Regions from separate parts of the Homo sapiens genome. Here all the other regions are linked to region 2. A link is a loop called in an ENCODE intact Hi-C map of the cell type or tissue named here. Cell type or tissue: K562. All regions are shown on one strand.

Region 1 (8,000 bases), 620 kb after region 2:
ATGAATCTCAAATACAATGCTGAGCAAAAAAAGTCGCTTAAGCATATATTCAGTATGATTCAATTTTCTAAAACTTAAAAACATGTTGAAATAAAACAATATTTAGGTGTCCAAATACACACAGTAAAATAACAAGGGAAAACGTAGCCATGAAAGCTATCAGGATGAAAAGTTTCCTCTGGAGAAGAGAATGGGGCACATAGGTGTCTTCTAAACCTGTAGGTACTAGGGCAATTGTAGTGTTGTATTTTTGAGCTGACAGGTTAAGTGCACTAGCATTCACTATGTTATTATTCTTTATACCTTATACATATCATTGTTCTTTATTCAACAGTTAATGTACAATTTAGAATTTTAAAAGATATCATCATTCTTGGCTGGGTGTTCATTAACTATTGCCTAGTTACACCTGCCATGGACACTCCCTTATCTGACCATGTCATTCTGAAGGAATAATGCAAAGAACTAGAGACAGCTAATGTCACTTGATATTAAGAAATGATAGCCTAAAAATCAAGGAAATATTCAAACTAAAGTTGTTTCTTGGTTTCTAACAAGAAGAAGGAAAAAGAAAAAAAAGTGTGAATGAAGCATATATAAATAACTAAAATAAATGAACACATTGATTTTCTACTATATGCTAAGTATAATTAGTACAATACTCTTGATATCCATAGAATATTAAGGAAAGGTGCAATCAGCAGAGGCTAGGCCCTGTACAACTTATGTGCTCCCTTTTTGCCCATAGCCAAAATGGTCCTGAGTCTACTACCATGCCCACTTCAAATAGGCCTTCTGCAGGTTGCCCAGCAAAACATTTCACTGGAAAAAGGCATATTCGCTTACTTAAAACTGTTTATTGAGTGTCTTTCCAAAGCGCTACTCAAATTTGAAAAATTATTTTTAAAAAAGTTTTAAAAAATAGCATACACACCAAAATTATTTGTGATGATGGCCTTTGAGTGTGGGGATTGTGAGCAATTTTGATAATAAGGAATATATGCTGTTTTATGAGAAGAAACAAAACTCAATAAACTGAAAAACAAAAACAAAAAATAGCCCCATGAGACAATGACCTAACATCCCTCTCTTGACTAAGCTCAGTATAGAGACCTATTTCTTAAGTAGGGGACATATGGTCTCAGAAAACAGATTTAGAAAGATAATTTTGAAATCTGTAGGAATTGAGTAATAGATATCTCTAGAAAGTGAAACTACCTGAAAAAATTTTAATTGCAGGTAAAAAAAAATCAGAAGTATAGCTCTGAACTCCTTTGACATAAAAAAGGTTAAGAAAACAAAACAAAAACTGTGATAAGAAGAAAACTCACTATATTGAGAGGGAATTAAAGAAAGGGGCAAAGAAATAACTGAGAAATTTGAAAACTATAAAAAGAATTTTGTTTTGACATGGGAGAGTCTAAAGTCATTGCTTAGAGAAAGAACATAGAGAACAAAAGGAAAAAATGCCTAATTAATTAACATATTGGAAAAAGCAGCTATGAGAAGTGACAAGTGTGAAAACCCAGACATAATCAACTTGGACTTCCAGAAGGTTTGAGATAGAGCATCACATAAGGATTTGTAGATATAATTACTACTGCTGTTGAAATGCCAAAACTCTATGTTGAGAGTAGAGAATAAAAGGATGTTGATTTTGGCAGAAATCACAGTGGCAAAAGCATCTACATTACATTTGGTTATTTAGTATATCTATACCTGTCAACATAAAAATATATGTATGAGAGCTACCTACAGAAGAGTTTGCAATTTTAAAAAAAGGTAAATGATTTCTTTTTAAAACTAAAATCAACAACAAGTTAAGGCTCAAAAGAAAACAACAGTTGCTTAAGAATAGACATATAAATCAGTGGAACAGAAGAAAGTCTAGAAATAGACCTGCATATATATATATATAGTAAATTGATTTTTGACAAAGATGCTAAGATAATTCAAGGGAGAATGATAGTCTTCCCAATAAATGGTGCTGTAACAACCGGATGTTCATACTGAAAAATATGAACCTCAAGCCTTATCATATACCATACACAAAAATTAATTCAAAATGGTCAGAGACTCAAATAAAAGCTAAAACTAGAAAATCTCTAAAACAGAAAGCCCTCACAACTGAGGGATAGGCAAAGATTTCTTAGGATATGAAAAGCACTAATCATTTGCAAAAACTGATAAACTGAACTTCATTCAAATTAGAACTTCTGCTCTTAAAATACATGGTCAAGAAAATAAAAAGGCAAAATTTAAAGATCTAATATACAGCATAAGGACTAAAGTTAATAAAATTATATTGTATTAGGGATTTTTGTTAAATAAGTAGATTTTAGCTGTTTTTGTCACACACAAAAAAATAACTACATGAGATGACAGATATTTTAATCTACTTCACTATAGTAACCATTTTACTATCTATATGTATTTCATAACATTGATACGGAAGTGCCAGGAGGGGCATGGTCCCTTTAAATGATACGGAAGAGGTGAAGGGAAGTGCTGAAGGGAAGGGAAGTGCTGTGTGGAGGAGGGTGTGGTCCTTGGCTAGGGCTCCACCCCCGGGCCTGTGCCCATGGACCTACGTGAAGACAGGCATTTTTTTTTCCCTGCCCAAATGTTGCATTTCCCAAGAACACCCTGGCCTGCCACGCCCCCATCTTGTGCCTATAAACCCCCCCGAGACCCCAGCAGGCAGACACACAGGCAGCTGGACATCGAGAGGAGCACATCAGTGGAGGAACATATGGGCGGCTGAACATCAGGAGGAACACACCAACAGGCACCAGCATGCAAGCAGGCCATCCACCAGCAGAATGATGTGGAGTCTGGCTGGGGCAGTTGGAGGAGAGCCCAGGCCTCCAAGCGGCCCGACTCCAGGGGAAAACCATCTCCCTTCTGGCTCCCCCATCTGCTGAGAGCTACTTTCACTCAATAAAACCTTGCACTCATTCTCTAAGCCCATGTGTAATCTGATTCTTCAAGTACACCAAGACAAGAACCCAGGATACAGAAAGCCCTCTGTCCTTGCGATAAGGCAGGAGTCTAATTGAGCTAGCACAAGCTGCCTACAGATGGCTAAACTAAAAGAGCACTCTGTAACACATGCCCACTGGGGCTTCAGTTGCAAACATTCACCCCTAGACAATGCTGTGGGGTCAGAGCCCCACAGCCTGCCTGTCTGTATGCTCCCCTAGAGGTTTGAGCAGCTGGGCACTGAAGAAGTAAACTACACTCCCATCACGTGCCCTGAGAGGAGGACAAGGGAAATTTTACCTTTTCAACTGGGGGCTCATCCAGGATTGTGGAAGGTGTGAGTGAATGTGAAACTGTCGGGTCTGCCTCTCTTCCGAAACTCCACCACCTTTCTCTCTTTCCTGCGGGTAAGAGGCTCTGTTTCCCTTCACAGAGTTTTAAACCGCCCTAACTGGGCCAGTCAAAACCCCCAGACTTTGTCTCTTTTTTCTCTCTCTCTCACATGGTTTAAAATGGCTCTTATCTCTTTCTTTATAATATTAAGAGTTTTGCTACAGGCTGCGGCAATGTTACTAAGTAAAATGAGCATTTGGCTCAGCCACCAAAGGTGCAAATCAGACCAATTTTTTCCTAGAGGTGCATGTATGCCTCCACCTCGACAGTCACAGGCATGCGTGGCTCAGGGCACCTCTCCTTATTCTTACCCCTCCCAGCTCAGGCACCTGGGCATGCCTGCAGCAGGCAAAAGCCAAACCCAACAGTCACAAGGGGGGCAGGAGAAAACCAGTGGTAGCCAGGACCCCACGGGGTCAACAGATAGGGCGCTTCTCGCCTGCTGTGTCAATGGAACATTTCTCCTTTGGCCAAGGAATTCAACCCAGTCTGAACCAGGAAAAAGATATAAGAATTAGAGGAACCCAGTTGCACTAAGCAAGGGGTTCTTCCCCCAGAATCTCCCCCTTTTTGCCCCTTAAACTGTTTTTCTGTTTTTTCCTTTTCCATGTGAGAGGGCTCCCCCTCCCAACTCTGTTTCTGATATGGAAGTTAAGGGAGGAATGACCCCTGCTGGCTGAGAACTGCAAATTCAGCAGGGCTCATTTGAGACACTCTAAACAGATACAAACAGCCTCTGAAATATCTTTTCAGTCCCAAACTCGATTCCAAGCTTCAGGCTGAAGCCCTAGAAAGAAAAACCAGGTGCGAGGGATTCAAAGCCAGGCAATAGGCACAATGTAAATGGGCAGGACCAATTCCTGCCAACTGAAACCCACCCCACAGAAGGAGGCCATGCTTTATGGCATGAACAGTCCCTGGGACCTCAAAGATTGCCAACAACAGGGAGAATGGGAGGCATAGGTGACAGCGTTTAATTCCTATTCTCCAGGTTTTCTCTGCTTCATGGGTACATACTGCAATTGCACCTACGGCCAGCACCTGCCAAGGTCACCAGGGCTCAGGGATAAGAGGTAGAGAGTGAAGGGAAGATGCTCGCTTTCTCTCTCCATCACATCCTGAGTTTTCGCTGAAAGAGGGAAGGGAAATGAGGGAAGCCTCTATTCCCTGTCTTTCAGAATGGGCAAACAGTTCTCTTCACCACCGCCAGCTTATACTCCTCTGGAGTGTATCCTGAACCATTGGGACTGCTTTGACCCTCATAATCTGGAGGAAAAGCACCTCATAGCTCTCTGCACAAAGGTTTGGCCAAATTATGATTTACAGGAAGGACTGGCTTGGCCTCAGGAAAGGACCATTCATTTCAATACCATATGGCAATTGGAACTTTTCTGTAGATGCGAGGACAGATGGTCTGAGGTCCCATACGTGCAGGCTTTCTATACCTTGCAAGGCAATCCCGACCTTTGCCGACAATGTAGGATTGACCTAGCCCCTGTGTTTGCTGTCTCAGGAAGGCTGCAAGTGGCAAGGCCAGGAAATTAAAGACATGAGTCCCAGAGGCACCCCCAGCAGAGAAGCCAGCACCCTCAAGCCCTGCTCCTCTGGGTCCACCCCAACCTTTCTATCCAACTTCAGCCTCTCCCTTACCCCCTCCTAGAAATCATCACTCTAAACAAGCCCCAGTCTCACTCTTGCCTTTCCAACAGATGCCCAGTGAATTTGGGCCCAGTAAGGTCCAGGTCCCCTTCTCCCTACAGAACTTAAAGCAAATGGGGGATCTTGGCAAGTTTTCAGATGACCCTGATAGATATATAGAGGCTTTCCAGAATTTCACCCAAATATTTGAACTCTCCTGGAGAGACATTATGTCACTTTTGAATTAGAACCTGATGGACGCTGAGAAGCAGGCTGTTCTGCAAGTAGCAGAGAGATTTGGGGATGAGCTTTGTATCATGTAAAGTGTCAGGGAAGAGGGTAAATATTATCCAATTGGAAGAGAAGCAGTACCAGTGTATGACCCTAAATGGGATCCCAGTGACAAGGTGGAAGACTGGAAGAGGAGACATCCTTAGGTGTGCATAATAGAGGGCATATGTAGAACTAAGACCAAGCCTTCTCTGAGACGGCAATTATACTAAGTTGTCCATGATCGATCAGGGATTTGATGAGAATCCCACTGCCTTCCTGGAGCGGCTAAGAGAGGCCTTCGTAAAGCACACCTCTCTTATCTCTTGATTCAGTTGAGGGACAGCTAATCCCAAAGGATAAATTTATTATTCAGGCAGCCCCTGATATCAGGAGGAAGCTATAAAAACAGGTCCTGGGACCAGATAGCACTTTAGAGAACCTCCTTAAAGTAGTCACCTCGGTCTTTTATAATAGAGACAGGGAGGCCCAGCAAAGGGAGAGAAATGCAGGAAAGAGAAAGAAGCTTTAATGGCCCCCAGGCAAGCCTACAAACCCTAGAATTCCCAGAGTGCACCTGTTAACTGCTAAAGATAAGGCAAGAACAGTTTTCTCTCATTCTAAAAGTTTATCCGCTCCCATATAAGGTTTAATTTCTTTCACCAGGGTGATACAATTCAAGGTACAATATTGTTGTTCGTATATTTCACTTATCTCTGTAATCTTTGGCACTAAATTCTTTCCTTGTATAACACACGTATAACCCATGTATACTTAACCTTATAAAACTTGTTTTTTTTCTCTCATGCCTAGAAGCCATCAAACTCCAAACGGTCAGGCAACCGAAGCCTTGGACGATGGCTCCCCTTTGCTAGGAACACTTAGATAGACTGGGAGAAATCTGACTGCTGTTTTGCCCAAAACAGTGCCCCCTGTCGTCAGGAAACAGCTAAGGCCGGTCATCGTCCATATTCTAACGGCAGTAAGATATACCTCTTCAGAGGGGGATAATGATACAGAAGTGCTGGGAAGGGCATGGTTCCTTTAAATAAGACGGAATTGGAGAAGAAGTGCTGTGTAGAGGAGGGCATAGTCCCTGGCTAGGGCTCCACCCCCAGGCCTGTGCCCATGGACCTAGGTGAAGACAGGCATTTTTGCTTTCCTGCCCAAATGTTGCATTTCCCAAGACCACCCTTGCCTGCCAAGCCCCATCCTGTGCCTATAAAAACCCTGAGACCCTAGCAAGCAGACACACAAGCAACTGGACGTCAAGAGGAGCACATCAGCAGAGAAACAGATGGGCGGCTGAACGTCAGGAGGAACACACCGACAGGCACCGGCATGCTGGCAGGCCATCGACTGGCAGAATGATGTGGAGTTTGGCTGGGGCACTTGGAGGAGAGCCCAGGCTGCTGAGTGGCCGGCTCCAGTGGAAAACCATCTCCCTTCTGGCTCCCCCATCTGCTGAGAGCTACTTCCACTCAATAAAACCTTGCACTCATTCTCTAAGCCCACAGGTAATCTGATTCTTCTGGTACACCAAGGCAAGAACCCCAGTATACAGAAAGCCGTCTGTCCTTGCAATAAGGCAGGAGTCTAACTGAGCTAACATAAACCATCTACGGATAGCTAAACTAAAAGAGCACCCTGTAACACACGCCCACTGGTGCTTCAGCTGTAAACAATCACCCCTAGACACTGCTGTGGGTTTGGAGCTCCACAGCCTGCCCATCTGTATGCTCCCCTAGAGGTTTGAGCAGTGGTGTACGGAAGAAGCGAGCCATACCCCCATCACATGCCCTGTGAGGGGGACAAGGAACGTTTCCCGTTTCAACATCATATTGTAAACCTCAAAAATACACAATATTTTTAAAAATGAAAATAAAAAGACAATTGATAGACTGTGAGAAAATATTTCCAATACATATATCTAACAAAAAAGTAGTATCCATAATATACAAAGAACTCTTATAACTCCATAAGTCAACCCAATTTAAAAAAAAAATAGGCATAAGAAAACATGAGTGGTTAATAAACCCATAAAAATATAGTCACTATCATCAGTCATCAGATAAATGCAAATTATGATCACCATGATACTACCTTTACAGCCACTACAATGGCTAAAGGTATTAATAGAAAGCCTGACAATACTAGGTGATAGCAAGGATGTGGAGCAACTAGAACTCTCATAGTAGTGGGAATGCAGAATGGTATAATCATTTTGGAAAACATCTTGGCAGTTTCTTATAAAGTTAAACATTTACTTCCATAAGACCCAGAAATTCTACTATAGGTATTTACCCAAGAGAAATGAAAATATATCTGCACAAAAATGTGTACATGCATATTCATAGCAGCTTCATGCATAACAGCCCCTACTGGAAACAAACCAAATGTTCATTCACAGGTGAATGGATAAACCAGTTGTGATTTATTCATACAATGGACTACTACTCAGCAATAAAAATTATTAAACTACTAATACATGTAACCATATGGATAAGTTTCAAAATATTATGTTGAGTAAAAGGAGGAAACAAAGAGGACATACTTAGATTCAATATATAAAATTCTAGAAGAGGGAAATATAATTTATAGTGACAGAGAAGAAACCAGTGGTTGCCTAGTGCCTGGCATGGAGGGGAACTGACTGCAAAGGAGCATGAGGAAACCTTTTGGAGGTGAAGGTAATATTCTGTATGTTGATTATGGTA
Region 2 (8,000 bases):
GTTTCCATTTTCATTATTTTCAATAAATTTTAAAATGTCATTCTTAATTTCTTCATTGACCTGTTGGTTGTTTAGGAGCATATTGTTTAATTTCCATGCACTTATGCAGTTTCCAATGTGCCTCTTGTTATTGACTTCTAGTTTTATTCATTTTGGTCAGAAAAGATCCTTGATATGATTTTTATACTTTTGAATTTGTTGAGACTTGTTTTGTGATCCAACATATGATCTGCCCTGCAGAATGTTCCATGTGTTAATGAAAAAAAAAGTGTATTCTGCAAGAGTTGGATACAGTGCTCTCTAAACATCAGTTAGGGACATTTGGTCTAGAGTTTGGTTTAACTCCAGTGTTTCTTGGCTCATTTTCTGCCTCGATAATCTGTTAACTACTGGAACTGGGATGTTGAAATCCCTTACTCATTGTATTGCAGTCTATCTCTCCCTTTAGTTCTATTAATATTTGCTTTATATATTTTGCTCCTCCAATGTTGGGTACATACGTATTTACAGTTATTATATCCTCCTGCTAAATTGACCCCTTTATCATTATATAACGACTTTTTTGTCTTTTTAAATAGTTTTAGTCTTGAAGTCTATTTTATCAGATATAAGTAGGCTGACTCTTGCTCCTTTTTGATTTTCATTTGCATGTAATATCTGTTTGCATGCCTTCACTTCCAGTCTATTTTGTCTTTACAGGTAAAGTCTTCCTTCCTTCCTTCCTCCCTTCCTTCCTTGCTTCCTCCCTCCCTTCCTTCTTTACTTCCTTCCTTCTTTCCATCTCTCTCTCTTTTTTTTTTCTTTCTTTCTTTTTATTTGAAATGAAGTCTTCCTATGTTTCCCAGGTCTCAAACTCCTGGGCTCAAGCAATCATCCCACCTCAGCGTCACAAGTGGATAATACTACAGGTTTGCCACACCAAGCCTGACAAAATTAGTTATTGTAGGTAGCAGATAGTCTTGTTTTCTTAAAAAAAATCTATTCAGCCACTCTATGCCTTTTAATTGAAGAATTTAGTCCAGTTTTGCATTCAGTGTGACTATTGATAGGTAAGAACTTGCTGCTGCCATTTTATTACTTGTTTTCTGGTTGTTTTGTAACTCCCGTCTTTCGTTCTTACTGTCTTCCTTTGTGGTTAGGTGATTTTCTCTAGTAGTATGTTTTAATTCTTTGCTTTTTATTTTTAATGTATTTATTATAGATTTATACGTTGGGTTACCATGAGGCTTACCAAAACATCTAATACATATAACAAGTTACTTTGAACAGATGACAACTTAACTTTGATCAAAATGAAAAGATGGGGAGGTGGGGATTGTTAATGGGTTTAAAAAAATAGAAAGAATAAATAAGACCTACTATTTGGTAGCACAATAGGACGACTATAGTCAATAATAACTTGATTGTATATTTTAAAATAACTAAGAGAGTTTAACTGGATAGTTTGTAACATAAAGGATAAATGCTTGAAGCTATGGATACCCCATTTTCCATGCTGAGATATTATATATTGCATGCCTATATCAGAGCATCTAATGTATGTCTATAAATATATATACCTACTATGTACCTGAAAAATCAAAAAGAAGGCCAGGCGTGGGGGCTCACGCCTGTAATCCCAGCACTTTGGGAGGCCGAGGAAGGCAGATCACGAGGTCAAGAGATCGAGACCAGCCTGGCCAACATGGTGAAACCCCGTCTCTACTAAAAATACAAAAATTAGCTGCGCATGGTGGCATGCACCAGTAGTCCCAGCTACTCAGGAGGCTGAGGCAGGAGAATCGCTTGAACCCAGGAGTTGGAGGTTGCAGTGAGCCGAGATCGCGCCACTGCACTCCAGCCTAGCAACAGAGCAAGACTCCATCAAAAAAATAAATAAATAAAAAGAAAAAGTTTAAAGAAAAAAGAAAAGAAAACAAACAAACAAAAGTACTTTAAGGCCAGGTGTAGTGGCTCAAATCTTTAATCCCAGTACTTTGGGAGGGCAAGGTGGGCAGATCACTTAAGCTCAGGAGCTCAAGACCAGCCTGGGTAACATGGCATCTCCACACACACACACACACAAAAATTAGCCGGGTGTGGTGGTGTATGCTTGTAGTCCCAGCTACTCAGGGGGCTGAGATGGGAGGATTACTTGAGCCCAGGGGGTCGAGGCTGCAGTGAGCCGAGATCATGCCACTACACTCCAGCCTGGGTGATAAACTGAGACCCTGTTACACACACATACAGAAAAAAAACTTGAAAAGTTTTAAACTCAAACTCCAATTCTCCTCTCCACATTCTGACTTTTTGTTGTCTCAATTTATATCTTTTTATATTTCCTATCTCCTAATAAATTATTATAGTTATTTGTGTAATATTTGTCTTTCAGTCTTCATACTAGAGCTATGAGTGATTTATATACCACAATTACAGTATTACAATATTCTAAATTTGTCTGCATACTGAATTTTACCAGTGAATTTTATATTAGCTTTGTGCAAAATTAATTGCAGTTTTGGCCATTGAAAGTAATGGCTGGGCATGGTGGCTCACACCTGTAATCCCAGCACTTTGGGAGGCTGAGGCAGGCGGATCACCTGAAGTCAGGAGTTCAAGACCAGCCTGACTAACATGGTGAAACCCCATCTTTACTAAAAATACAAAAATTAACCAGGCATAGTGGCAGTCACCTGTAATCCCAACTACTCGGGAGGCTGAGGCAGGATAATTGCTTGAACCCAGGAGGCGGAGGTTGCAGTGAGCTGAGATTGCTCTCCAGCATGGGTGACACAGTGAGACTCTATCCAAAAAAAAAAAAAAAAAAAAATTAATGGCAAAAACTGTGATTACTTTTGCACCAACATAATACCTTCAGATGATTTTCTTGTTGCATGTTAGGATCCTTTTCTCTCAGATGGAAGGACTCCTTTTAGCATTTCTTGTAAGACAGGTCTGGTGGTGATGAATTTCCTGAGCTTCTGTTTGCCTAAAAAAGTCTTTATCTTTCCTTCGTGTTTGAAGGATAGTTTTGCTGGGTATCACATTCTCAGTTGGCAGGGGTTTTTTCGTTTTTTGGTTTTTTTTCCTCCTTCAGCACTTTGTGTATGTCATCTCACTCTCTCCTGGCTGGTATGGTCTTTGCTGAGAAGTCTGTTGCCAGATAAATTGAAGCTCCTTTATGTGTATGTTATTTGCTTCTTTCTCTTGCTACTTTTTGGATCCACTTTTTGTCCATGACTTTTGAAAGTTTGATTATTATATGCCTTGGAGCAGTCTTATTTGGGTTGAATATGTTTGTTGATCTTTGGCCTTCCTGTATATGGGTATTTATATTTTTCACTAAGTTTGGAAAGTTTTCTGTTATTATTTTGTGGGAGCTTTCTATGTCTTGCTCTTTCTCAACTCCCTCTTGAAAACCAATGACACTTAGATTTGCTCTTTTGAGGTTATTTTCTAGATCCTGTAGTTGTTCTTTATCTTTTTAATTTTTTTTCTCCTCTGATTGCGTATTTTTAAAGCTCATTTATTTTTTTCTTCTTCATGATCGATTCTGCTGTTGAGACTCCGGTGCATTTTTCAGTTCAGCAAATGTGTGTCTCAGTTCCAGGATTTCTGTTTGATTTGTTTTTATTATTTAAATCTCTTTCTTAAATTTCTCTGATAAATTTCTAAATTGTGGGCCAGGCACGGTGGCTCACGTCTGTAATCCCAGCACTTTGGGAGGCCAAGGTGGGTGGATCACGAGGTCAGGAGATCGAGACCAGCCTGATCAACATGGCAAAACCCCGTCTCTACTAAAAATACAAAAAAATTAGCCAGGCGTGGTGGCACGCGCCTGTAGTCCCAGCTACTCAGGAGGCTGAGGCAAGAGAATCAATTGAACCCAGGAGGCAGAGGTTGCAGTGAGCTGAGACGGCACCACTGCACTCCAGCCTGGGCAACAGAGTGAGACTCTGTCTCAAAAAAAAAAAAAAAAAAATTCAAATTGTTCCTCTGTGTTATCTTGGAGTTTGCTGAGTTTTCTCAAGGTTGCTATTTTGAATTTCTGATCTGAAAGTTCACATATTGCCATCTTATTGGGGTTAATCACTGGTTACTTCTTGCTTCATCCATTTGGGAGGTCATGGTTCCCTGTTTGCTGTTGTTTTTATGCATATATGTCTAGGTCTTTCCAATGATGGATTGTTTATTTTGCTGTCTAGGTTAGTGTTTCTAGCATACGTGTTTTTAGAGGTTTTGTGCAGGCTGCCTGTTGATTCCCTTAGCCCTAGATCACTGCCTCCTTTTTGGCACTAGATGGCACCATAAGCCTAGATTTGCTGCAGTTCTCATGAAAGTTTGAAGTGCTGCCTGTCCTGAATTCAGGGGGAGGGTCCCAAAGAGAATGCCCCAGCTGTCTGGGGAGGCTGGCTAGGGGTTCATGCCCAGAGGACCTATGGCTCACACCTCCTACAGCATCATGCTCCTGAAATACGTCTCTGATTCAGTATCTGCTTTGTCTGAATGGAGACCAGCCCCCGTTTCACACACTGGGTTTCACTGTGTCCCCAACTGCCCTCAAGGGTCCTTCTCTCTATAGGCACTTGCAATGCTTCCCCTGGATTGAGGCAGGAATGGCTTTTGTGCATAGGAATCCAAGATAATGGGGAAGCAGAGTGTCCACTGAAATCTCAGTTTTCCCAGTGTAGAAGCCTTGAGTCCAGGATAACTTTTCCACATGGTGCCTGGCTGTTTGCAGAAATGGGCATCACAGAGAAAGAAATCTGTTTCTCCTACCTTCTGCTCACAGTTTTTCACTTCTCTGTGGCTCCAGGGATTATCACAGCTTCAGTTTTGAGTTCTGGGATATCTGTGGTGATAATCTTTTCTTTCTTTTAATAGGTTTTTGGGAAACAGGTAGTGTTTGGTTACATGGATAAGTTCTTCAGTGGTGATTTCTGAGATTTTGGTGCATCCAACAGTTGAGCAGTGTGCGCTGTAGCCAATATATAGTCTTTTATCCCTCACCCCACTCCCACCCTTTCTCCAAGTCTCCAAAGTCGATTGCCTTTGTGTCCTCATAGCTTAGCTCCCACTTATAAGTGAGAACATATGATGTTTGGTTTTCCATTCCTGAGTGACTTCACTTAGAATAATGGTCTCCAGCTCCATCCAGGTGAATGCCATTATTTCATTCCTTTTTATGGCTGAGTAATATTCCATGGGGGTGTGTGTGTGTGTGTGTGTGTGTGTGTGTGTGTGTGTGTGTAATTTTCTTTATCCACTCATTGATTGATGGGCATTTGGGCTGGTTGAAATGTTTTTGCAATTGCAAATTATGCTGCTATAAACATGCATGGGCCAGGGTGCGGTGGCTCACGCCTGTAATCCCAGCACCTCAGGAGGCTGAAGCGGGTGGATCACGAGGTCAGGAGTTCAAGACCAGCCTGACCAATATGGTAAAACACTGTCTCTACTAAAAATACAAAAATTAGACAGGGGTGGTGGTGCATGCCTGTAATCCCAGCTACTCAGGAGGCTGAGGCTGGAGAATTACTTGAACCAGGAAGGCGGAGGTTGGAGTAAGCTGGATCTCACCATTATGCTCCAGCCTGGGCAAGAGTGGGACTCTGACTCAAAAAAAAAAAAAAAGTTCCCACTCTGCCATGTGTCCTCTGCATGTCTTTAGGCAAGTCATTTCACCTCTCTGGACCTCATGGGGTTTCTGGGAGACACATGTGAAATAATAAATACAAAATGGCTGGAAAAACAGATAAAGAGTGAAGCAGGAATAATAATTGTATAGTTGCTTGACTCCTTTTCCCCATCCCTGGCATGAGGGAGGCATGGGACATCGTAAATGCTCAATAAATATCTGCTAAATAAATGGATTCTAGAGTCAACCGAAGGTAAAATACATGCTATTGTATGGAATTAGATTTGTTCTCACTCGGTGCACACCATGTTCTTCATTAGATGAATCAAATTTAAATACCACATTGAAAATTCTAGAGTCAACTTATTCCTCGATTGAGTTGATTCATTTCTTAAATTGCTTTCTTTGTAAGAGCATCATTAAATTGTGAACACTCTTATGTCCCATCTTTTTCCTTTTATTGCTGTGTAGATAAAGATTTCTCAGGACTGTTTTTCAGATAGCAGACAATATTGTTTTTAATATAGAATCCAGTCACAGGAGTATCTTTCCATAGGACACCTAGCTCCAGAAACTCAGAGTGGAAAGCCCATTTTAATAAAATAAAAATCAAATTTGTCCCCAAGCTGGTTGTCCTTTAGTCATTCTTAATCCTCAGTGTTTTTTTAGGCTAATCTGATTTTCACCCCTAGAAGCTGACTGATTTGTTATATCATTGAAACTAAATCCTCATTTGCATGACACAAGAAAAGCATCCTAATTTTCATCTTAAAGCTGTCTTCTGATTGTAAATGTAAAGATTCTCTCTAGAAAGATCCATAAGAACATGCTAACAGTAGTTGCCTCCAGGTAGAGGAATTTGGGGCATGGGGTAAGGTGGAAGAGAGAGATTTTTTAGTGTAAACTCGTGTGTGTGTGTGTGTGTTTGACAGAGTCTTGCTCTGTTGCCCAGGCTGGAGTGCAGTGGCACAATCTTGGCTTACTGCAGCCTCCGCCTCTGGGGTTCAAGTGATACTCATGCCCCAGCCTCCCAAGTAGTGTGATTACAGGCATGTGCCAGCATGCCCAGCTAATTTTTGTATTTTTAGTAGAGACGGGGTTTCACCATGTTGGCCAAGCTGGTCTCGAAGTGATCTGCATGCCTCGGCCTCCCAAAGTGTTGGGATTACAGGCGTGAGCCACCACGCTCGGCCTCTTTTGTATATTTTGGGGGAAAAAATTATGTATGTATTACTTTTTTTAAAAACCCACTATTCTTTAGGCAAGAACCAGTAGTAACCGTGTGTTTAACCAACTCTTAGTCACTGGGGGGAAAAAATTAAAATGGCAGAGAAAATTGTTCTTGTATTGGAAGACAAAGCCAGGCCCTAAGAAAATTATAAACTAGATGAAGTTTCTTTACAGGGACTAATGTGTAGGATTTCTCAACACTGTGGGACTCAGAAAAAATTGAAAGCAATTTATAGTTTTGCTTTTTTTTTTTTTTTTTTTTGAGACAGAGTCTTGCTCTGGTGCCCAGGCTGGAGTGTAAAATGGTATGATCTTGGCTCACTGCAACCTCTGCCTCTCGGGTTCAAGCAATTCTCCTGTCTCAGCCTCCTGAGTAGCTGGGACTACAGGTGCCCACCACCATTCCTGACTACTTTTTGTATTTTTAGTAGAAACCGGGTTTCACCATGTTGGCCAGGCTTGTCTTGAACTCCTGGACTCAGGTGATCCACCTGCCTTGGCCTCCCAAAGTGCCAGGATTACAGGTGTCAGTCAACGCACCTGGCCTCATTTTGTATAAAGGAAAACATGTGGTATCTCGGTTGTTAATGTTTAGAGATTAAATCAACCAAGTAATTGCGGAACCCTTTTTTAGGAGCAAAATGTTTTGTCACCGTTTAGACTTGAGGCCTCAATTTCCTCACTTGCCAAAATGGGGGTAATGAAGTAGGAGAAGCTCCCTTATCCCCCTCTCAGGGCGTGGGACAGGGATGTGGCTTGCTTCTTTGGTGTCCCACTGCTCAAAGCCCTAGGGGGAGCATGCAAATGGGCAGATCATGGGGAATGTTTTTTGGGCTCGATCCTACAGCAGCATCCAGGGTTGAGTGTTTACAGCTCCTCAAGCCCTAGTTGGCGCGCGTTACAGTGCGCTCTTTCAGCTTTGCTGTCTGTAGGTGGCTTGTGTTAATCAGCTCAGTTAGACTCTTTCCTTATCCCAAGGACAGAGGGCTTTCTGTATCCCAGGTCCTTGCTCTAATGTACTGGAAAAATCGGATCACACGGGGCCTTGGAGGATGAGTGCAAGATTTTATTGGGTGGTGGAGGTAGCTCCCAGCGAGATGGGTGGGAAGCCAGAAGGGGGAAGATGGATGGGAAGCCAGAGTGTGAAGGTTGT
Region 3 (8,000 bases), 1.9 Mb after region 2:
AGAAAGCTATGTTTCTTCCCCCTGCTAAGTGGCTAGAGAAACAAGAATGATGACTAAGGGCAGAGACTCCAGAATCAGAAAAACCCGAGTACAAATGCTGACTGTCCCACTTTCTATCTATGTTCTCTTGGTCAACTTCCTCTTTGTTTCTCAGTTTTCTCAGCTTTAAGATGGGGGCATTAGTAATACCTGTCTCAAAGGGTTTTTTGTTGTTGAGGATTGGATGAGTTAATTAAAAAAAAAAAGCACAAGATCAGCAAGATACGAGTAGTAGCACCCAATAAATGTAGGCTGTTTTTTTGGGTTTTTTTGTTTGTTTGTTTGTTTTGTTTTTTTGCCACCTGCCCACTGGTATTCTATTCTGTATATAAAAAGATATAAGAGAAGGCCTTTCTATGGAGGTTGACAGGTGACATCAGGAAACAGAAGTATAAATAGAATCAGTGGATATTTACAAGGGTCAACAGAAATAGCTCAGATGGAGTTTTAGTTTTAATTTATCTCATGCATTTGATGGTTGAGAGGGCCCATTGAGCCTGTTGGGAAGAGTGTCAGTCTGGGGAGCCACCTCAGTGGGTAACCGATGGAGCAGATGACTGATGACACCCTCCAACACTGACATTCTTGATTCCTTTTGGAGATGTCAGGCTTCCGTTCCTTGCACATTCCTTCTTGCCTTCCTCCTGCACATATGAATGGGATGGAGCACGTGGACAGCTGGCAGCAGTCCCATTTGCCTTGTTTTCTCTGTTCTAAACCCTGTACTGAAAAATAAGATAGCTTCTTCCTGGGGAATAAAACAGCAGGGATTCGTTGGAAGTTTCTGTTATCAAAAAAAAAAGAAACTGAAAGGTGATAAATTCCTGTCAACAGATAAGGCACTGGCAGGACTCCAGAGCAGAAACAACACCGTGCCACCCTGGAAAGAGTGGCTGCCAGAAAGTCGCAAGAGTAAAAATGTCACGTGCAGGGACGTGCTGGGGTCGGGTGGGAGAAAAACTCTAATTGGCTACAATGGAAGAGGCTTAGGCTTTCACTGAGGTTAAATAGGGTTCTGGGCAGGGTGGGGTCCTTTCTCTTGCTGAATAATGCACACATTCCTTTCCCTTCATGGTTCTCAGGGTTTCATGTCTCTTGGCCTTTGCACATGCTATACCCAATTCCTGGGACCCCTCATTTCCTGGCCTCCAGATGACAAACTTCTACCATCTCAGAGACCTAGCTGAGGACGTCACCTCTCCCCTGATCCTGGGCTGGGCAGAACTGAAGGCTCAGTTCTCCTCTGTCCCCAGAGCACTCGGTTCCTGGGTCTATTATAGCACTTACCACATGGTATTACAATTACTCAATTGTGTGCCCAGCTCCCTGCAGTTGCCTGGAAGCTCCGGAATGGCAAGGTCTAGAACAGCACTATCCAATAGAAATATAACGCGAGCCACATAAATAATTTTAACTTTCCTGGCAGCCATGTTAAAAACAAGTCAAAAACAAGAGAAATTAACTTTAATAATATAATATTCGAAATAGTAATAAACATATTACTGTATTACTATAAAATAAATAGTAACAATAAAATATTTGGAATAGTTTAATTTCAATATGTAATTAATATAAACAACTCACTGATAAGATATTTTACATTTTTCTGTGCTCAATCTTCAAAATTCATTATGCATTTCACACTTAGAGTATTCTCAATTCAGAGATAAATTTTCAATGATTAAACTGAAATGCAACTCTAGCAAAACAATAAAGTTGTATTTAATAAAATTTTCATTTGAAAATTTAAATTTAAAAAATCTGAAGCAGTGTAAAATATATTTACAGTTGATTATATAAAATTATATAACATTACTTATATTTATTTTATACATATATATTTATTTTATATATATTTTATATATCCAACAGTATAGAGCTAGATCTTATTCTTCTAAGAGAAGCATAGGTCTGGCTTGTAGTGGGTGCCTTAGGAATGTTGAACAGATGTATGGATGGATGGGTGGGTAGATGGATGGATGAATGGATGGACGGATGGATGGACGGATTGATCGATGAATTTATTTGATGCCTTTACTTTCTCCCTAGTTTGCCATTCAATTTCCTATTCTGGAAATGCATAGCCCAGAAAAGAGAGTGAGAATGAACTTAAGAAAAAAAGTGAATTCACAGAAATCTTCCTTGGACTCCAATTTGCCTGTTTGCCCCATTGGGCAAAGTTCATACAAAACAAAGTTCTACTTTCCAATCCACACAGTTCAGCAACCCAGTACCTTCAACTCTGCTCAGATGTCACCCTCACCATGGGGCCTTTCCTGACCATCCTGTCTACAATTGCAGCCCACCTTCTCCACCTCCCATTCTGCTATTGGCGCTGCTTTCCTTCCCTGGATGCTTTATTCTTCACCATTGCATTTACCACCATATAATATATTATAAAATTTCTTTATTTGTTGTGTTTGTCCCCACATAGCAGGAGTTTTTATTGGTATTATTCACACATGAATCCCTAGTACCTGCTATATAGTAGGTGCTCAATCATTATGTAATGAATGAATGGGTGGATGAATGGTTTGAGTTGAGTTCTAGCAGCTCTTCCACCATTCAGCTCTGTGACCCCAGGAAGTGACTGAACCTCAATCCCTCCATACGTAAAATAGGTATAGTAATAATACTTAGTACATAGGATTGACAGGATACAATCCTACAGAGTTAATGATTACCTTGTAGAACTATGAAAATGTCTATGAAGTGTTTAACATAGTACTACATAGGCACGTGGTAAACACAGACAAAACATTAGCTGCTATTATTATTGTTTAAATAATATTATTATTAGATTTATTCTATCAGGTCTATAGCAAGCATGTAAAACAATTACCATTTCCCAAGTAATTATGTCCCAAACAAACAAACAAAAAAACTGGGTCAGGAAAAAATAGCCCTGGGACCTAGATTTCCTATATAACTGCCTACATTTATCTGTGCTGTGTTTATTTGTATTCTTTTAACTCTGGAAAACAGGTCTCTCAGACCCACCCTGCCAAGACCCAGGGTGGCTCAGTGTCAGGCCCTGCGTCCATTCTGTTTACTGTCACCAGGGACTAAGGCTCTAAAAGCAGGCACGAGAGGGAAGGCATTCCAGGCGGGTCACCAGCCCACCCGTGACGACAGACGCTCCCGGCCCACCTGCTCTGGGACGCTCACACAAGCCTTAGATGGCCTGGGGCCTGGCAGCTCGCCCAGTGGAGCCAGCCTGCCCGGCAGCCGGCTAGCTGGCAAGGGATGCATTAGCTGCCTTCCTGGCAGACAAGCCACGTGCCCTAGATTCCTCTCAAGGGCCTGCTTCTCCTGCTTCTCCCAGCCTCATCCTTTGAAACCCTTAATTTAATAGGCATATTTCCAGTCTGCCAACCCCTTCGTGATGCTCTTCATTCGCCTGTTCACTCATTCATTCAACAGATGTTAGCTGAGCATCTATGATGCTGCAGTCATTCTGCAGATAAAGAGTAATACAAGATGGTCCTCTGCCCTCGAGGAGTTTCTAATACCTCCCATCAGCATGATGCTTTACAGTTTACAAAACACTTTCCCACAAGTGGTCTTTTTTAATTCTCAAAATGATACTTTACTTGGGATTAGATATTTTTATTTCCCACGTTTTTCATGGGATATGCTAAGAGATCGAGAGACTACCCTATGGTCTCGCAACTTACAAGCTCAGGTAATTTGGCTACATAATAGCTAATATCTGAGCAACCAAAAACTTCTCCAAGAAAGGGAGAAGAAATCACATCTCACCAATAGTTGTTATATAAAAGTCACAAAAAGTCAGCTCCTTGAAAGATAAAGTCTATTTGACTGTATATCTAATGGCTCCAAAAAGAAATTGCATGTTTTACATATATAAAAGTCACAAAAAGTCAGCTCCTTAAAAGATAAAGGCTATTCGATTGTACATCTAATGGCTCCAAAAAGAAAGTGCATGTTTTGCATGGTGAGGAGACAGACTGATTTCCTCCATGACAGAACAAGGGACAACTGGGAAACTTCCAGGAATTCGGATTGAGAACCTCGCCAGATCTAGGATCTATCTGTCCCTGGCCTCTCCCATATAAATGCCCCACTCAGGACTCTTGAAACATCTGAACTCAAAACCCTGACTGCCCAAATTAACTGGATATGGACAGATGCTGGAAACACGCACACAGGTATGAACAACACCTCTTTCCCCCAGAAGCACCATTTCCAGCGTCCCTACCTTCAAACCTGAAGTTCTCCAGGGGAAACATCAGGTAGCTTTATAAGGAAAAACATCTCCCCACAGCTCCACCAAGTGGCTGGGTCTGCCCACTGAAAACTTCTCCAAGAAATGGAGAAGAAATCTAGTTCACTTCAGTGCAAGCCAAGGTACAAAATAACGACTAGGACCAAGAAAGAGAAGTTGGCCAAATGGAAATGGGGTGGAGAAATTCTGGGGAGACCCAGGAGGCATGGATGTCCTCAGGGCAGGGAGAAGGAAGGCGGTTGAAGCTCTTTAGCAAAAAGTAATTTGGCAAAAATATATAGACTCAGAGCTAGAAGTAGCCAACACTTCCCTTCTAATAGATAAGAGAACTGAAACCCAGAGACGTTCATGCTCTCATCGTGTGACAGAAGGGCAATGGTGGACCCTGTGCAAAACATGGTACTGGTGTGATCTTACTTAATCCATGTGAGTCTACGGCGGATGTATTACTACTTCCCAATTTTACAGACAAAGATAGGGCGAGAGTCAGCACGCTATGGCCCCCTGCCTGTTTTTGTGCCATACACAAGCTAAGAATGGTTTTTACACTTTTGAGTTGCTTTTGAAAATCAAATAATAATAATATTTCATGATTCATGAAAATTATATGAAATTCAGATTTCAGGGCCATAAATATAGATTTATTTGAACACAGTAACATCCATTTTTTTACGTACATCTATGGCTGCTTTTGAGCTAGAAGGGCAGAACTGAGTAGTTTCAACAGAGATCATATGGCCATCAAAGCCTAAAATATTTACTATCTGGCTCTTTACAGAAAAAAATACCAGCTCCTAGAATAGAGACTCAAAGAAGTCAAAGAACCCAAGAAGAAGTAATACGATGGAAAGAGAACAGAAGGATGGGAAGGAGTTAGAAGGCCAGGTCTGTCACTAACTGATCTGTAAGACCAGGGATAATAATAAAATGTCTTACTGGGTTTGTTGGATGGATGGATTAAAAAGTTTAAAACATGCAAATACTTTGTCAGCTGCGAAGGGCTCTACATGTTGTGTCTATTATTTATCAGACTAGAGCCAGCTTATAGTCTCAATTTCCCAACATTTCCCATCACATCACACAGTCTCTCCTGGCCTTAGTTTCCCCATCTAGAAAATGGGGATAATGATACCCTCCATACCCTCCAATGTAGAGACATCATCAAAATGAAAAAAAAAAGAGAGCATCTTTGTGAAAGCCACTTCTAAAATAATTTGTAGATACTTAGTTTCAGGGTTCCAATCTCCTTTTTAAAATGAAACTGAATGCCATGAGTTTTCAGCCTCCAAGGTAGAATTTCGTGAGCCAGAGAAAGGACAGCACAAAGAAATCCAGCCTGGCTTCAGCTTGGAGTCCCGCTTTTTCAAAAAGAGCAGCTGTCTCACTGTTCTTTCGAAAGGGCAACTGATTGGATTCTCTGTACCTTCATTATGCTGGAAAGGTCATTTAGAGAAATTAATGTGTCCTTGGGGGATTGCTATCGCTATCCAGTAGTCCCCTCCAGCCTTGCACTTCGCTCTCACCCCTGGCTTTTCACGTTACCAGCTGGCAAACTTCAGAGGTGGTACCAGCCACTCATAGCAGACAGAGAGCAGGTGATGAGTGGACTCTGGCCATAGGGACCAATCTCTGTACTGACAGAGTGAATGAGAGGCCAGGTGGGGTGGCTCACTCCTGTAATCCCAGCACTTTGAGAGGCCGAGGCTGGTGGATCACTTGAGGTCAGGAGTTTGAGACCAGCCTGGCCAATTTGGTGAAACCCCGTTTCTACCAAAAATATAAAAAATTAGCCGGATGTGGTGGCTTGTGCCTGTAATCCCAGCTACTTGGGAGGCTGAGTCATGAGAATCACTTGAACCCAGGAGGTGGAAGCTGCAGTGAGCTGAGATTTCGCCATTGCACTCCAGGCTAGCCTGGGAGACAGAGCGGGACTCCCTCTCAAAAAAATAATAAAAATAAAAATAATTTTAAAAAATAGAGTGGATGAGTAGTCCCTAGGGCAGTTCTAGAAGAGAAGCAAAGACCTACTGCTGAGGCAGGAGCCGGTGAGCAGCCCACTCGGTCCACACCTGGCCACAGCACAGATACAGCAATTTTCCAGAGAAAATTTAGATAAACACTTTTACCTAAATGTCCCAGTAGCTCTCACCAAAATACTTGGGTCATTGGCCTACCTGCTGGCTCAGACTTTAGTATCCAGTGTAGCCCCTTAGAATCCAGCTACATCCATCTAAAATAAGTCCAGCCAAAGTTGAAGGGAATAAAACACAGAGAAATTCCAATGTGAGAGAGGCTGTGTAATATTGAGAATGAAAGCTCTTGTAGTCTGATCTGGGTCAAACTCCAGCTCCCTCCATTTCTAGCTGCGTGACTTTAGGTAACTTGCTTAACTTCTCTGGGTCTCAGTTTCTGCATCTACAAGATGGGAAGAATGCCTAACAAATATAGTTATTTGGGGAAGATTATATTAAAATATGCCTGGTGTCTGGAAAATAATAAGGGCTCAGTTAAAGGGGAGTTAGGGTAGCAGGTTCTGCTTAGGCATCTTGGTAGCCCTTTGTCCCTTAGATCAAGACTGCAAAGAACCACTTGCTGAATGTGAATGAATGAACGAACAAATGAGCTAACAAGCAAAAGAGCAGTGTGCCTCATTCTGGCTTCCTGATAACGCCCAGGAGAACCATGATATCACATTCTTGTGTCCGATTTACAGATGAACAATGTGAGTCCCAACAGCCTACATTATCCATAGAAATCTGGAATTCGAGCCAAGAGTTTACATTTTGGCTTCCATTTGGGCCTCTGTTTGCTCATCAGGTAAACAGGTAAAATCGTCAAACCTATATTACTGAGCTATCAAGGGCATCCAGTGAGAGGAGGGGATGTGAGAACGTCACATTTGTGGCTATTAAGCATAAAGTCTCACTCTCCAGGTAGAAATGTCCTTGAATAAGACACAGATTTCCTGTTTGGCTTTAGCCAAAAGGATGAAATTCTAATTGTGGAATTTGAGGCATAGTCAGATGAGCTTGACAAGTGTCAATGCAGATGAAATGGGAACTTCCCATCACCTTTGCAAATTAGAGGCATATGGCAGTGTGACCACGGGTGACCTTGTCCTCTGAGGGTGTTATCCTGAATTTGTAGAGTCCAGCCTCGACTGTGGCTCTGGCCCCTGAGTGAAACCTGCAGGCTGCAGAAGACACTGACATACTCCACAAATCCATCCTTGTTCCTTCAGCAGAAGCATCTGGCACAGTTCCCATTTATGAGCACCTGCCAAACTTTCAGGGGTCTAAGGTTACAGTGAGCTGTGCTTCATGCACTCCACTGGCTCTGTCATAGGTAGAAACCCATCGGAGGAAGCCTTTTCAGATTACACACACACACATACATGCACACACACACATACACAAAATTAGGAGTATTTAATAACAAAAGAATCATCTAATATAAAATTATCTAAACTGTCTCGACTAAACCTTCCCATTAATGCACACACATAAATTCTTTGGCGATAAAAGGCCTTATCTCTTGGCTCAAATTCCAAATTTCTATTGATAATGTAGGCTGTTGGGATTCACATTGTTCATCCGTAAATTGGACACAAACAATGTGATATCATGGTTCTCCTGGGCATTATTAGGAAGCCAGAATGTCCAAGGAGGTACCTGTAGGAATCATTCATCTGTAGGAATGAATGCTGTGTCAC

Evidence for each region. Peaks named below come from ENCODE experiments on the same cell type or tissue, not always from the same donor. Only the 100,000 strongest peaks of a DNase experiment are listed, where the experiment ranks them.
Region 1: a loop joins it to region 2, with 16 times the contacts of the local background. A loop is called at or near these places in 2 of 110 quality-filtered maps.
Region 3: a loop joins it to region 2, with 10 times the contacts of the local background. A loop is called at or near these places in 4 of 110 quality-filtered maps.

What each region holds. Positions count from the first base shown.
Region 1 is chr12:104,821,568-104,829,567 of GRCh38, forward strand. The region is part of intron 10 of SLC41A2 (solute carrier family 41 member 2); the gene reads right to left. Among named protein-coding and RNA genes, the nearest start is that of SLC41A2, 130 kb to the right of the region's middle. RefSeq lists a silencer at 2,824-3,118. In K562, CTCF peaks have their summits at 4,051 (motif pointing left) and 6,203 (motif pointing left); a DNase peak (open chromatin) is centred at 3,974.
Region 2 is chr12:104,197,112-104,205,111 of GRCh38, forward strand. No RefSeq gene overlaps it. Among named protein-coding and RNA genes, the nearest start is that of TXNRD1, 15 kb to the right of the region's middle. RefSeq lists a silencer at 4,080-4,374. In K562, a CTCF peak has its summit at 4,277 (motif pointing right); a DNase peak (open chromatin) is centred at 4,260; H3K27me3 peaks cover 447 bases.
Region 3 is chr12:106,144,967-106,152,966 of GRCh38, forward strand. No RefSeq gene overlaps it. Among named protein-coding and RNA genes, the nearest start is that of NUAK1, 10 kb to the left of the region's middle. RefSeq lists an enhancer at 3,233-3,732. In K562, a CTCF peak has its summit at 4,327 (motif pointing left); a DNase peak (open chromatin) is centred at 4,335; H3K27me3 peaks cover 941 bases.